Linked DNA regions of Homo sapiens: region 1 is linked to region 2. The links are chromatin contacts, found by Hi-C or POLR2A ChIA-PET in ENCODE. All regions are on one chromosome and are shown on one strand. The core of a region is the stretch at or near the end of the contact, and the rest is flanking DNA. Distances in the headings are between cores, read along the strand shown. Region 1 overlaps KIF21A (kinesin family member 21A). Region 2 overlaps REDIC1 (regulator of DNA class I crossover intermediates 1).

What was found. Hi-C counts contacts between places; a loop is a spot of excess contacts on that map. ChIA-PET counts read pairs that join two places held with the same protein, here RNA polymerase II (POLR2A). Pooled maps may share reads with other maps.
Region 1: a map of pancreas shows a loop between it and region 2 (4-fold over the local background). The contact joins two enhancer-like sites. A Hi-C loop is called at or near these places in 9 of 168 maps with a recorded cell type or tissue (Calu3, GM13976, GM18951 and 5 more), 2 of 37 single-sample maps with no recorded cell type and 3 of 50 pooled maps. POLR2A ChIA-PET finds 5 or more read pairs at or near these places in 1 of 52 experiments (activated T-cell).

The regions. Positions count from the first base shown.
Region 1 is chr12:39,327,055-39,333,205 of GRCh38, reverse strand. It overlaps KIF21A (kinesin family member 21A), which reads left to right. Exons shown (of 38, transcript NM_001173464.2): 19 at 99-313; 20 at 462-615; 21 at 798-992; 22 at 1,415-1,516; 23 at 2,295-2,460; 24 at 2,944-2,964. It overlaps LOC101927019 (a long non-coding RNA gene), which reads right to left. Exons shown (of 3, transcript XR_007063276.1): 3 at 5,059-5,144. Among named protein-coding and RNA genes, the nearest start is that of KIF21A, 110 kb to the left of the region's middle. Within about 2 kb of position 1,250, at least 2 of the 41 ENCODE cell types and tissues checked have a DNase peak (open chromatin) inside an H3K27ac peak, as active enhancers do.
Region 2 is chr12:39,680,450-39,686,266 of GRCh38, reverse strand. REDIC1 (regulator of DNA class I crossover intermediates 1) reads right to left here. Exons shown (of 13, transcript NM_001031748.4): 8 at 3,127-3,656; 9 at 2,783-2,852; 10 at 1,340-1,400. Among named protein-coding and RNA genes, the nearest start is that of REDIC1, 57 kb to the right of the region's middle. Within about 2 kb of position 2,971, at least 3 of the 41 ENCODE cell types and tissues checked have a DNase peak (open chromatin) inside an H3K27ac peak, as active enhancers do.

The DNA of each region.
Region 1 (6,151 bases), core at 1-2,500, 350 kb after region 2:
TAAGCAAGCTGACCATTTGGAAGAAACCTTCTGACTTTGAGATAAATGATGTATTTCTATAGACTAAGAGAATGAGTCAACCTTTGCTGCAATTTCAGGTTACGGCTCTTCGTCGGCAAGTAAGACCCATGTCAGATAAAGTGGCTGGGAAAGTTACTCGGAAGCTGAGTTCATCTGATGCACCTGCTCAGGACACAGGTTCCAGTGCAGCTGCTGTCGAAACAGATGCATCAAGGACAGGAGCCCAGCAGAAAATGAGAATTCCTGTGGCGAGAGTCCAGGCCTTACCAACGCCGGCAACAAATGGAAACAGGTCTACATAATTCTGTTCCTGCTGATGTAATCTTCTTGGCCGTTAATACTGAATGTTGTACTTAAATGAAAAAATGGCTCATTATTTGGCAGTGCACAATCAAATAAGTGCATAAGTAATTGAGCTTGTCTGTTTTATATGATTATAGGAAAAAATATCAGAGGAAAGGATTGACTGGCCGAGTGTTTATTTCCAAGACAGCTCGCATGAAGTGGCAGCTCCTTGAGCGCAGGGTCACAGACATCATCATGCAGAAGATGACCATTTCCAACATGGAGGCAGATATGAATAGACTCCTCAAGGTGTGGAAAATAGAGAGTAGATACGCTCCCCCTTAGCTAACTGTTAATTTTACTCTTCCAATTTTGTTCCCTGGGTAAATTTAACACTTACCAAGTTTTTTTTGGGGGGTGGGGGGGTTTGATGGTACTGTATATAAATAAGTGAACATAATTTCTTAAAATCCAACCTGCTTTCTCAATAGCAACGGGAGGAACTCACAAAAAGACGAGAGAAACTTTCAAAAAGAAGGGAGAAGATAGTCAAGGAGAATGGAGAGGGAGATAAAAATGTGGCTAATATCAATGAAGAGATGGAGTCACTGACTGCTAATATCGATTACATCAATGACAGTATTTCTGATTGTCAGGCCAACATAATGCAGATGGAAGAAGCAAAGGTTTGTAATTTTTAAAAAAGCGTAATGGTTTAATGAAAAGTACTTTTGTATTGTTTATTGTTCAAAGCACTTTCAGTTTTTACATGAAGGTATTTTCTATTTCCTGGTCTAATCTAATGCTTAGGTTTTACATGTATGCCACTTCCTGCTTGCTTTTCAGATTTCTCTGCTGATTGTGTGATAACATTTGTTGTTTATATAACACATGGGTCATCTTTACATCCCACCTTGAATTCTTAACTGCTTAAATGTGTCTTTTCAACTAAACCCTATGTTTCTTGGGGTAATGATCATATATTGCACTTATCTGAGCATCTCATTAGCTAACCCAATACTAGGAAATAAATATGTGAAACAATAGGCTGTTGCCTTCTGTTTTCAGCTCAAAGTAATGGTCATCATATTATGCTGATTTTATACAGGAAGAAGGTGAGACATTGGATGTTACTGCAGTCATTAATGCCTGCACCCTTACAGAAGCCCGATACCTGCTAGATCACTTCCTGTCAATGGGCATCAATAAGGTAAGATACAACCACACTGTTACTGAAAATCTAAGTTTTGACTAATTCATTGTAGTTTTATTTATCTTTCTGTAGTAACCCTTTGCTTTGTAATAAGGAAGAAGATTATTCATAATTGGAAAGTATTTCTTTTACCTTTCTTTAGAGTCAGGAAGAGTAAGAAATATTTAGATCAATTTCATTAGCATGTTATCCATTATGTTTGTTTATTAGAGCAGATAAACAACTTAAAGAAGAAATAATTCCCCTTTTGCTTTAACAAAGGAAAAATTAGAAGAAATTTCTCAGCATGCAAACAAATTTGGTATCATAACTAATTTAACATTGATTCTTTACAGATCAAAAGCAAATCAGAAAAGAAAAAATAATTTAATCATTCTCTTATTTTGAATGTAAATGCTCTAATTTGTCACCTGTAAGAAAACCGTGCCCAAATGTTGAAGGTGATAATGGTTTCTGACTCACTTTTTTTTTTTCCATGTTGGGACTGTTAGATTCTTTCTGTTCTTATGCCATCTCACTTAATTTTCACAATGTGCTAAGAGGTAATTATTATTGATCTCATTTTGCATATGAGGAAACTGAGAATCCAGAAGATAACATCTTGGACAGGTGAACTTGTACATGATCACTAAGCCAGTTACTGGAGGAGCTGGGATGACTCGAGGTCTATCTGATGTCAAAACCCATATATCATATTCATTTGCTGTTTGATACAGATCTTTGTGTGGTAGATCCTGTTTCGTATGACCTAAGATAATTTTTTGTTGTGTTTCAGGGTCTTCAGGCTGCCCAGAAAGAGGCTCAAATTAAAGTACTGGAAGGTCGACTCAAACAAACAGAAATAACCAGTGCTACCCAAAACCAGCTCTTATTCCATATGTTGAAAGAGAAGGCAGAATTAAATCCTGAGCTAGATGCTTTACTAGGCCATGCTTTACAAGGTAATTTGCTCTCAATTTTAGTTGAATGAATTTGCATGGTAGCTTTGCTTTTTGAACATGGTATAGTATATCCCTTTCCCCTATGGCTTGACTGAATAGATGCTATATTTACTCATGCTTTTAATAATTATTCTTTCTTTAATTTGCATGTGTACATTTTGGCGAGGTAATTATTGTCATTCCAAGAAATGGTTACCAACTTAAAATGGCTTACTTAACCTTATTGAGCAATTAGTTTTTATGGGCAAAGAAGACCAATCAAGTTTTCGTATTGGTTATCTAAATTACTTAAAATAGTAACCAAGTTTCATTACTTTACTCTGCGTATCTCACTGCCTTAAAAATAAACTTATAAGTGTTTGCTATGGCATCTATTCTACATGTAAATGGTACATAATCTTGTTTTATGTGGGAGTTTTTAACATTGGATCTGTTTTGATTGGAGTATTGCTTTTTGTTTCCTTTTTGCTGTTATTTACACAGATCTAGATAGCGTACCATTAGGTAAGTATGTTTAGCTTTCTGTGTATCCTACAGCTGCATGAATTACTAATTGTTCATGTACACTAATTGTGGTACATCTTATTTTAAAGATTTTTATTGGCGGTCAAGTGGTTTTTGCATGATCTTTTTTGAAATGTATCCATGCCCACAAACACACTAAGTCTTTTATTAAACATTCCTGATTTTAAAATCCTTAGATGTTTAAAGAAGTATGCTTTTGTTAGTTGTCTCTTTTATTATCTGAGTTCCAGTTGTGCCTCCAGTTTCATAAACCCCCTGTGTTCTTTCTCTTCCTTATAGAAAAACATAATATTTATGTTCCGTTAAAATTTTTAAATATATCTATTAACGTACATCTATGGTTTTAACCTCATAAATAACTTTCTTCTGTATATATCTTTGGTATATATATATATACTTATCTGTTTTATTTTTGTAAATTTAAGCACACACTTTTAAATATTGTAAACTGAACAAAACTATCCAAAGGATTTTACCTGAACAGGTTGAAACAATATTGGTCAGGCTATTCAAGTACCTGGCATTATAACTAGCACTTTTGCATTCCATGTGTTATCAAGCATGTTTCTTTGCCTCCTCCTTCCTCTGTCCCTCTCACTCTTCCTCTCCCTCCCTCTCTTGCTTCTCCTCCCCAGTCCGTCCTCCTCTTCTTTCCCTCTTCCTCTTCTTTTTTTTATTGTACTTTAATTTATTGTGTTCCTCCTTCTTTCTCTCCTCCTCCTCTTCTTCTTTATCTTTCTCCCCCTTCTTCATCTTTCTCCTCCTTCTTGTTCTCCTCCTCCTTCTCTTTGTTCTTAGTGGCTCAATTCATAGAAATATATGCTGTCTTTTAACTTGAAAGATAAATTGTTTGATGTCTTTATGTGCAGAAGAATATTAAATTGCTAATTTGATGAGCAGTGTCTCTGTTTTCCAACTTTCAAACAAATTTCAATTTTCTATAGCTTGAAGGGTCAGAAGCAGAGAGTAGGAACTCATTCAGCTAATGTATCCTATGACTCATGGCAGAAATTTGCCCTAGGGACTGGGGCTCTCTCTAGACGAAAGGAGCTAAATAAAAAGCATGAGATGAGAAAACAATGAAATTTAAACCCACAGAAGCTAGAAAGTTATAGGTACATTGCTTTAAAAATCATTTAGTTGTTCTCCAGTTTTATCACAATCATTGGGCTGGATGCTGGGATTCAAAGATGAGTGAGATGCTGATTTTGTCCTTATGGACTTGATGCCCTACTGAGGAGGAGAGACTATGAACAGATTATGATATATTGCAGTGAAGGCAATGATTGAGATCTGTAGAGTTATGGGAGCACAGAGTGGGACTACCTAACAAGAATGAAGGAGTTAATGAAGGCTTTCTGGAGGAGATGACATTTAAGCTAAAACATAGTGAAGAAGAGTTAGTCAGGAAAAAGACAAGGTTGAATTGGGGCCAGAGAGTTGCTCCAGGCAGAGGGGCAGCAAAAGCTAAGGCATAGGAATTTAGCCACACTTTTGTGTGCCTGAGGCCTACAAACAGGTTGATGCTCCAGAGCAGCAAGTTCATGACATGGAATGAGGGAACTGAAGGGTAGAGGATGAGCCAGGGCCAGCGCCCCATGCTCACAGGGTTGTACTTTTGTAGCCTTTAAAGAACATCCTTATTTTTCTATATCTGTGTTGGGATCCCCACGGTCACCACTATCATCAGAGATTTGCTAGAAGACTCAGAGGGCTTAGCATATGGTTGTATTCATGACTAAGATTTATGATATCAATGTTCATAAAGGGAAAAGACACAGATGGACTCTGGAGGAATCTGTATCCAGGCATTTGTATCTCTCTCCCTACGATAAGAGTTCACACAGAGTGCTTTCTTTCTCCAGAACAAAAAACGCAGCAATATTTGTGCAATGTTTATGTCCAGGAAAGTCCAGTAGATGCTCAGTGCCCCAGGGTTTTACTGGGGGGGGTGACATATGTACCTTCTGTCAGTCTAGACTTCCAGAAGGAAAGCAAGTGTTCAGCATAAGCCATATTATTTGCACGAAGTTTCTAGTGCACCGTGAGCCACTTTTATTGGCTAACAGTTGACTGGGAACGCTCTGAGAGCTGTTTTTAGATGTCAGCCAAAGTCCAGTTTTCCAAGCAGGCCTTTCTAAGGACGGCGGTCTCAGGGGCTGCAATGTTAAATTTTTAAATATATAATTAGTATACAGAAGCTATATATATAAAAAACTTTTTAAAAGAATAACTTTAAAGGAAGACTTTTAAAAATCCAACTGTTTGGTTAACTTCCAGTGAAGTGAGACTGTGAAACTTTACAATGATATAGATTAACTTTAGGGTATTTGGGAGTTTTGTTTTGTCTTTGGCTTTAAAGCTATTGTGATAAGAAAAGAAGCTAACCTTGGGCTAGAGTTGTGTTCTCAGAGTTGAGAGTACAACAGTGAGTTGTTTGTGTGTCCTGCTGCCCAGGTAACCATAATGCTTCAGACCAAACTTGGTCCTGAAGAGGGCCTGAGTTGGTGACCATCTGAGTGAGATCCTCTGGGCTCTGGCCAGACTGGTTCTGTCAAGACACCATTATCTCTAACTAAGGCATACAGGCATAAGCAGGAGTTAAGAGCTTTTTACGAAGCACTTGCATGATGTTTAACATTTAATTTCATCACACTGTGCAAGAAAAATACTAGCAAATCTTAGCCTGCTGTTAAAACACATGGAAAACAGAGGCTAGGTTTGTCATTTCTTTATAACATAATTTTCTATGTTACTGACTAATTCAGTACCTTAGAACTCAGTTATCTTTTCTGTGAAGCAAGTCCTTGAGCCTCCCTCTAATGAGATACATATTGCCTTCAAAATCACCATTTTTTTCACTTCAGAAAGTAAACCCCTTTGAGTGAGTCCTAGATATGATTCTATTTTAGGTAATAATACCAAGTATTACTGAACAATGAGAAAGGAAGAGAACATTTGTGGAGAGAAATGAATCAATTGACTAATGGTGCCATAGCCTACCTGTATTATATAAAATTAAAAATTAAAAGGGGATGAACCCTATATATTTTTCTTTAATGTATATGTTGCTCATAATTTTGTCTTTAGATTTATTGAATGATTTTTATAATAAAATATACATTAAAAAAACCTACACCTATGTTAGGGGCTCGCTGGCATTTTA
Region 2 (5,817 bases), core at 1,722-4,221:
ACTATCATGGATAACCTCTACTAGGGCAGAGTGGAGAGGCAATGTGGAATTGGAGCCCCCACAGAGAGTCTCCAATGGGGCACTGCCTAGTGGAGCCATGAGAAGAAGACCGCCATCCTTCAGACCCCAGAATGGTAGATACACCAACAGCTTGCACCTAGCTCCTGGAAAAGCCACAGGCACTCAGCCCCAGCTCATGAAAGCAGCCACAGGGGCTGAACCTTGCAAAACCACAGAGGCAGGGCTGCCCAAGGCTTTTGGAATCCACCTCTTACACCAGTGTGTCTGGATGTGAGATATAGAGTCAAGGGAGATTATTTTGGAGCTTTAAGATTTGTGACTGCCCTGTTGGGTTTCAGACTAGCATGGGGCCTGTAGCCCCTTTCTTTTGGCCTATTTCTCCCTTTTGGAATGTAAATATTTACCCAATGCTTGTACCGCCATTGAATCTTGGAAGTAACTACCTTATTTTTGATTTTACAGGCTCATAGATGGAAGAGACTTGCCTTGTATCAGGTGAAACTTTGAACTTTTGAGTTAATGCTGGAGTGAGTTAAGACTTTGGAGAACTGCTGGAAATGCATGATTGTATTTTGCAATATGGGAAGGACATGAGATTTGGGGGGCTGGGGGTGGAAAGATATGGTTTGGATCTATGTCCCTGCCAAATCTCATGTCAAATTATAATCCTGAGTGTTGGAGGTGGGGCTTGGTGGGAGGTGACTGGATCATAGCAGGGCAGTGGTTTCTCCTGAGTGGTTTAGCACCATCCCTCTTGGTGTTGTCCTCATGATAGTGAGTTTGTTCTCCTGTGATCTGGTCATTTAAAAGTCTGTGGCACCTCCCTACTCACTCTCTCTTGCTCCTGCTCCTGCCATGTGAGACTCCTTGCTCCCCCTTTGCCTTCTGCCATAATTAGAAGTTTCCTGAGGCCTGCCCGAAACCAATCAGATGCCAGCATCATGCTTCCTGTACAGCCTGCAGAACCATGAGCCAACCAAACCTCTTTTCTTTATAAATTACCCAGTCTTAGGTATTTCTTTATAGCAATGCAAGAATCAACTAATACAGAAGTTTTGTAATACTTAAAAAATGTGTTTAAAATGTCCTCAAGATTTTGTCTCAAATAAAACATGTTAACAGTCTCTGAAAACGTGTTTTTATTTCTAGATCTAAGCTATAATTTCCTCAGAATAAAAAAGTATAAGAAAAAGAGTCCATCCAATAAAAATTAATGAATAAATGTTAAGCTTAAATCAAAGTGAACGTTAAATACAGTAATGTGATATGGTAATACAAACTGACTTAATTGAGAAGATAATGTGAGACTGTGCTTTACCTCATCAAGTCCAAAGTCCCATGACTGCTTAGAGTGCAATTCTTCCGAAGGTATATTTCCCCTAAGGATTATAAATACACAGTATCAAAGTTTGTTGTGTTCCCTCTGGGAATTATTGTTCTAAATTAGAGTTCCCAAACTTGGCTTCAGATCAGAATTATATGGGAAGCTTTCTTAAAAATAAAGATTCATAAGCTCCATGCCAAGGAGCCCACCTATTATGTGCGGGTCAATCTTGGTATTCTATAGTTTAAAATCACTACCTCAAGTAATCTGGACCTGCAGTCAGGATTGGGAACCATGTTCTAAATTGCTTTCATAAGGTACATTTAAAACTCAAGGCCTAACATGATTTTTTCACTCATAAATTTCTAGATATTGGGAGATATAACAACAAAAATACAAATTTGCCAATTTTATGAAATGTTTTGTAAGTCTATGTTTTAATTAATTTGTAGTGCCAATCCCACTAAAATTGCATCTTTTTATCAATCAATATTTTTAATAATTCCACAAGAAATCACTTCCAGAATAAAAATTTATTCTAGTTCATGATTTCCAACCAGAAAGATTTGGCTAAATTGTAATTATTACCAAGAAAGTTAGGACTATTACCAAGAAAGTTAGGACTATTTTAGCTAGAAACTACTAGCTAAAATAAAGTTTTCTTTAGTTACTTATAATTGCAGGTCATTATTCAGAAAAGCCTGGAAGGCAGTTCTCAAACTTTTAAGGAATAAATTTAACATCAACACATAATGGATGAGTGTAAAAATCACCTTAAACTCAGAACATTTTGTACACCAGCTGCAAGAAGAGAAAGAAAAATCTGGTGAAACATAATTGTTTTCAATGTATGGGTAGAGGAGATTGTAATCTTGAACATAGAGAAAACATGGAGTCTCTGAGAGGTAAATGTTGGCAATGAGAAGAGTGCTCTATCCCTAAAATGTACACTGTCCTATAAACTGCTGATATGCTTGCTTATGCCACTAACATCTGAATTCTATCACTCCCTATAGTGATTCTATACCAACCAAGCAAGCAACCTTCCCACTGAGAGCTGTTTGAAAGTAAGAAAATATGCTTTTTCATGTCAATAAGACTTCCTATACATGTTCCCTTTCTATTTATTACTTTAAGTTAATAAATTGACATTCTGGCGGATATGAGTTTCTTGAACACATTAAATCAATTTCCTCAAATCTAATCAACACTAATATTCAGATAAGAAGGTATTTGGGAGCTGGCAAATATGAGCACCACACTCTCAACTGGGGTGATATTATCAACACTGTGACTCCTGGTAAGGCTCCTTTGAGACCAGGTTGCCTGCCCACCCTCAAATGGCAATACGCCTACCTCACTTTGCATCAATTCAACATTCATCATGCATCATACTAGATCCTGATTTGTATTCCCCAGATTTACCTAAAAACTTACATAGAGTTTGCTGGATATTTCTGAATACTTTTCTGTGGTGTCTTCTCTTGGTAATCATTTTCAAATTTTTCTTAAAAAATAAAAGTATGCACCGAGTTAAAAATTTAGCATAGTCTATTTTCATTTTTTAATTCAAAGCATATTCACATGACACGTACAGAGGAAAACCACTGGTCCACAATGTTATATAATAGGAAGCCATTCTATTTTTGGTTTCATTTTCCTCCAAACACATAAACACACATACAAATATATAGATGTGTGTGTATGAATATACAAATATATATACTAAAACTGAAAGAAAAAAAGAATATGTAATTACATTTTCCATGTACAATACCAACCTTTTCTTTCAGAGCTGCTTGGGTAGTAATCGTTCTCAAAAGATGTACTAAGATCATTTCTTTCATTTTTGTTATACTCTCTCTGATACTTCTTGTTTGGCTGACATTTTTCTGGATAACTTGTTTTATTCAAAGTCGAATTACTAAAAGTCAACTCTGGAACTGTAAAAATGTTTCTAATGCATCTGTCAGTGACATGGTTTTTATCAGAACTAGTGACTACACAAGTATCTCCCATACTATCATAATCACACTTGTTAAATGTTTTCTTTATCCTTTGCTCATCTATGTTTAATACATTGATCATATTTTGACTAACAAAAGAGTCACAATTCTCTGATAGAAGGTTAGGAGTAGACTGGTTCACATCTTCAAGAAAATTTGAAACTTCCTTTCCATTTTTCCCCCAAATATGCTGTATTGAGTGTTTTTCAGTAATGTAGTCTGACTGTCTTATTTCATCCGTGCTTCTACAATCTTCATCCATAATTACAGCAGGGCTTTTAGTAAGTAAATTCCTATTTCCTAGACTTTGGGATAAACAAAAACATATTTAGCAAGAAAAGCATGGATTATTTGCATTTAGAAACTCTTACTTTCAATTCTTAGAGGACATATTGAGTTGCTACTAACATTTACCTAGACTATGTTTTTATTTTTTATATTTAAATAAATAATATTGCTTTGGGTGAAAATTTGTCTAATGTGGTCTTCTAATGACTTATTGAGTAAGAAAATAATCTACGGCCAGTTTTTTATTACAACATGAAATGTTAGCATGAGGTTTAATTAAAACATGACCAACCTATAGTATATTTTCTATAATAAAATCTAAAGAATAAACTAGACAACCACTATATGTCATTGCTGTTCCATTTAACCAGAGAAAGATGTTTTGAAGGCTGTGCAGAGAAAATTTATCACCAGTGTTAAAACATAAAATCAAATAGTTATGAGACCATTATAACATATTTTTCAACCTAATATGGATATAAAAACAATTATAAAGTTCCCAAGGAAGAGCAATATAAATACAAATGTGTATATACATAATAAAACCAAGAGATAAGGTGAATTAGATAAAAACTAATTAGATGAGTTAGATAACTTGTAAGTTCTATTCTAATGCAGAAATAATTCTAGGTTAAGTCCAATTTGTGCACAAGAATCAAAGATATAGTGGAAAATAATTACAAATCAAGATGTTTCTTATTTTATTGTCAGTGACTACAAATTTATTTGGAAGTGAGTTGTTCCAGAGGTTGGAGTTATCAAAAAAATTAGGAAAAAAAACCACAGATTGCTAAAACTCTAATAACTATTTTTAAATTATTTATCAAATATTTGATGATCACCTACTCTGTTCCAGGTACTAGGCCATATATTGGCAATAGAGAGATAAAAGAGCTCAGCTTGTTGTTAAAGAGAGAGATTAATGTTTTACCCATGAATGTTCACAGCTCATGATCCTACGTTGTTTCTCAATGAGGGCCTTATTGGTGTTTTAGACAGAATGATGTTATTTTGCTATACCAAAAGACACAGTATATAGTATGCACTAATATACACCATTAACATGAGGAAAATATCTGTTACTCTACATAAAATAGAGGTAAATGCACTTTATAAGATATTAAGCACACTATAAATGTAAATCTTTTTTTATTATTCTTTCAATAGTTTTTGGGAAATGGGTGATGTTTGGTTACATGAACAAGTTCTTTAGTGGTGGTTACTGAGATTTTGGTGCAGCCATTACCCAAGCAGTGTACACTGTACCCAATGTATAGTCTTTTATCCCTCATCCCTCCTCCACCCTCCACCAGAGTCCCCAGAATCCATTATATCAATCTTTTTTGTGTGTGTGGGAGATGGAGTTTTGCTCTTTTCATTCAGGCTGGAGTGCAGTAGTGCAATCTTGGCCCACTGCAACCTCTGCTTCCTGGGTTCAGGCAATTCTCCTGCCTCAGGCTCCTGAATAGCTGGGATTACAGGTGTGTGCCACCACACCCGGCTGACTTTTGTGTTTTTAGTAGAGACAGGGTTTCACCATGTTGGCCAGGGTGGTCTCAAACTCCTGACTTCAGGTGATCCACCTGCTTCAGCATCCCAAAGTGCTGGGATTATAGGTGTAGGCCACCACACCCGGTCCATTATATCAATCTTATGCCTTTGTGTCCTCAAAGCTTAGTTCCCACTTATAAGTAAGAACGTAACAATGTTTGGTTTTCCATTCCTGAGTTACTTCAGTTAGAATAATAGTTTCCAACTCCATCTAGGTTGCTGTGAATGCCATAATTTCATTCCTTTTTATGGCTGAGTAGAATTCCATGGAGTGTGAGTGTGTGAGAGAGTGTGTGTGTGTGTGTGTGCGTATGTATTTTCTTCACCCACTCATTGGTTGATAGGCATTTAGGCTGGTTCCATATTTTTGTAGTTGTGAATTGTGTTGCTATAAACATGCACATGCAAGTGTCTTTTTCATATACTGACTGATTTTCCTCTGGGTAGAAACCCAGCAGTGGGATTGCTGGATCAAATGGTAGTTCACTTTTAGTTCTTTAAGGAGTCTCCATACTGTTTTCCATAGTGGTTGTACTAGTTTACATACCCACCAGCAGTGTAAAAGTATTCCCTTTTCACCACATCCATGCCAACATCTATTATTTTTTCATTTTTTAATTATGACCA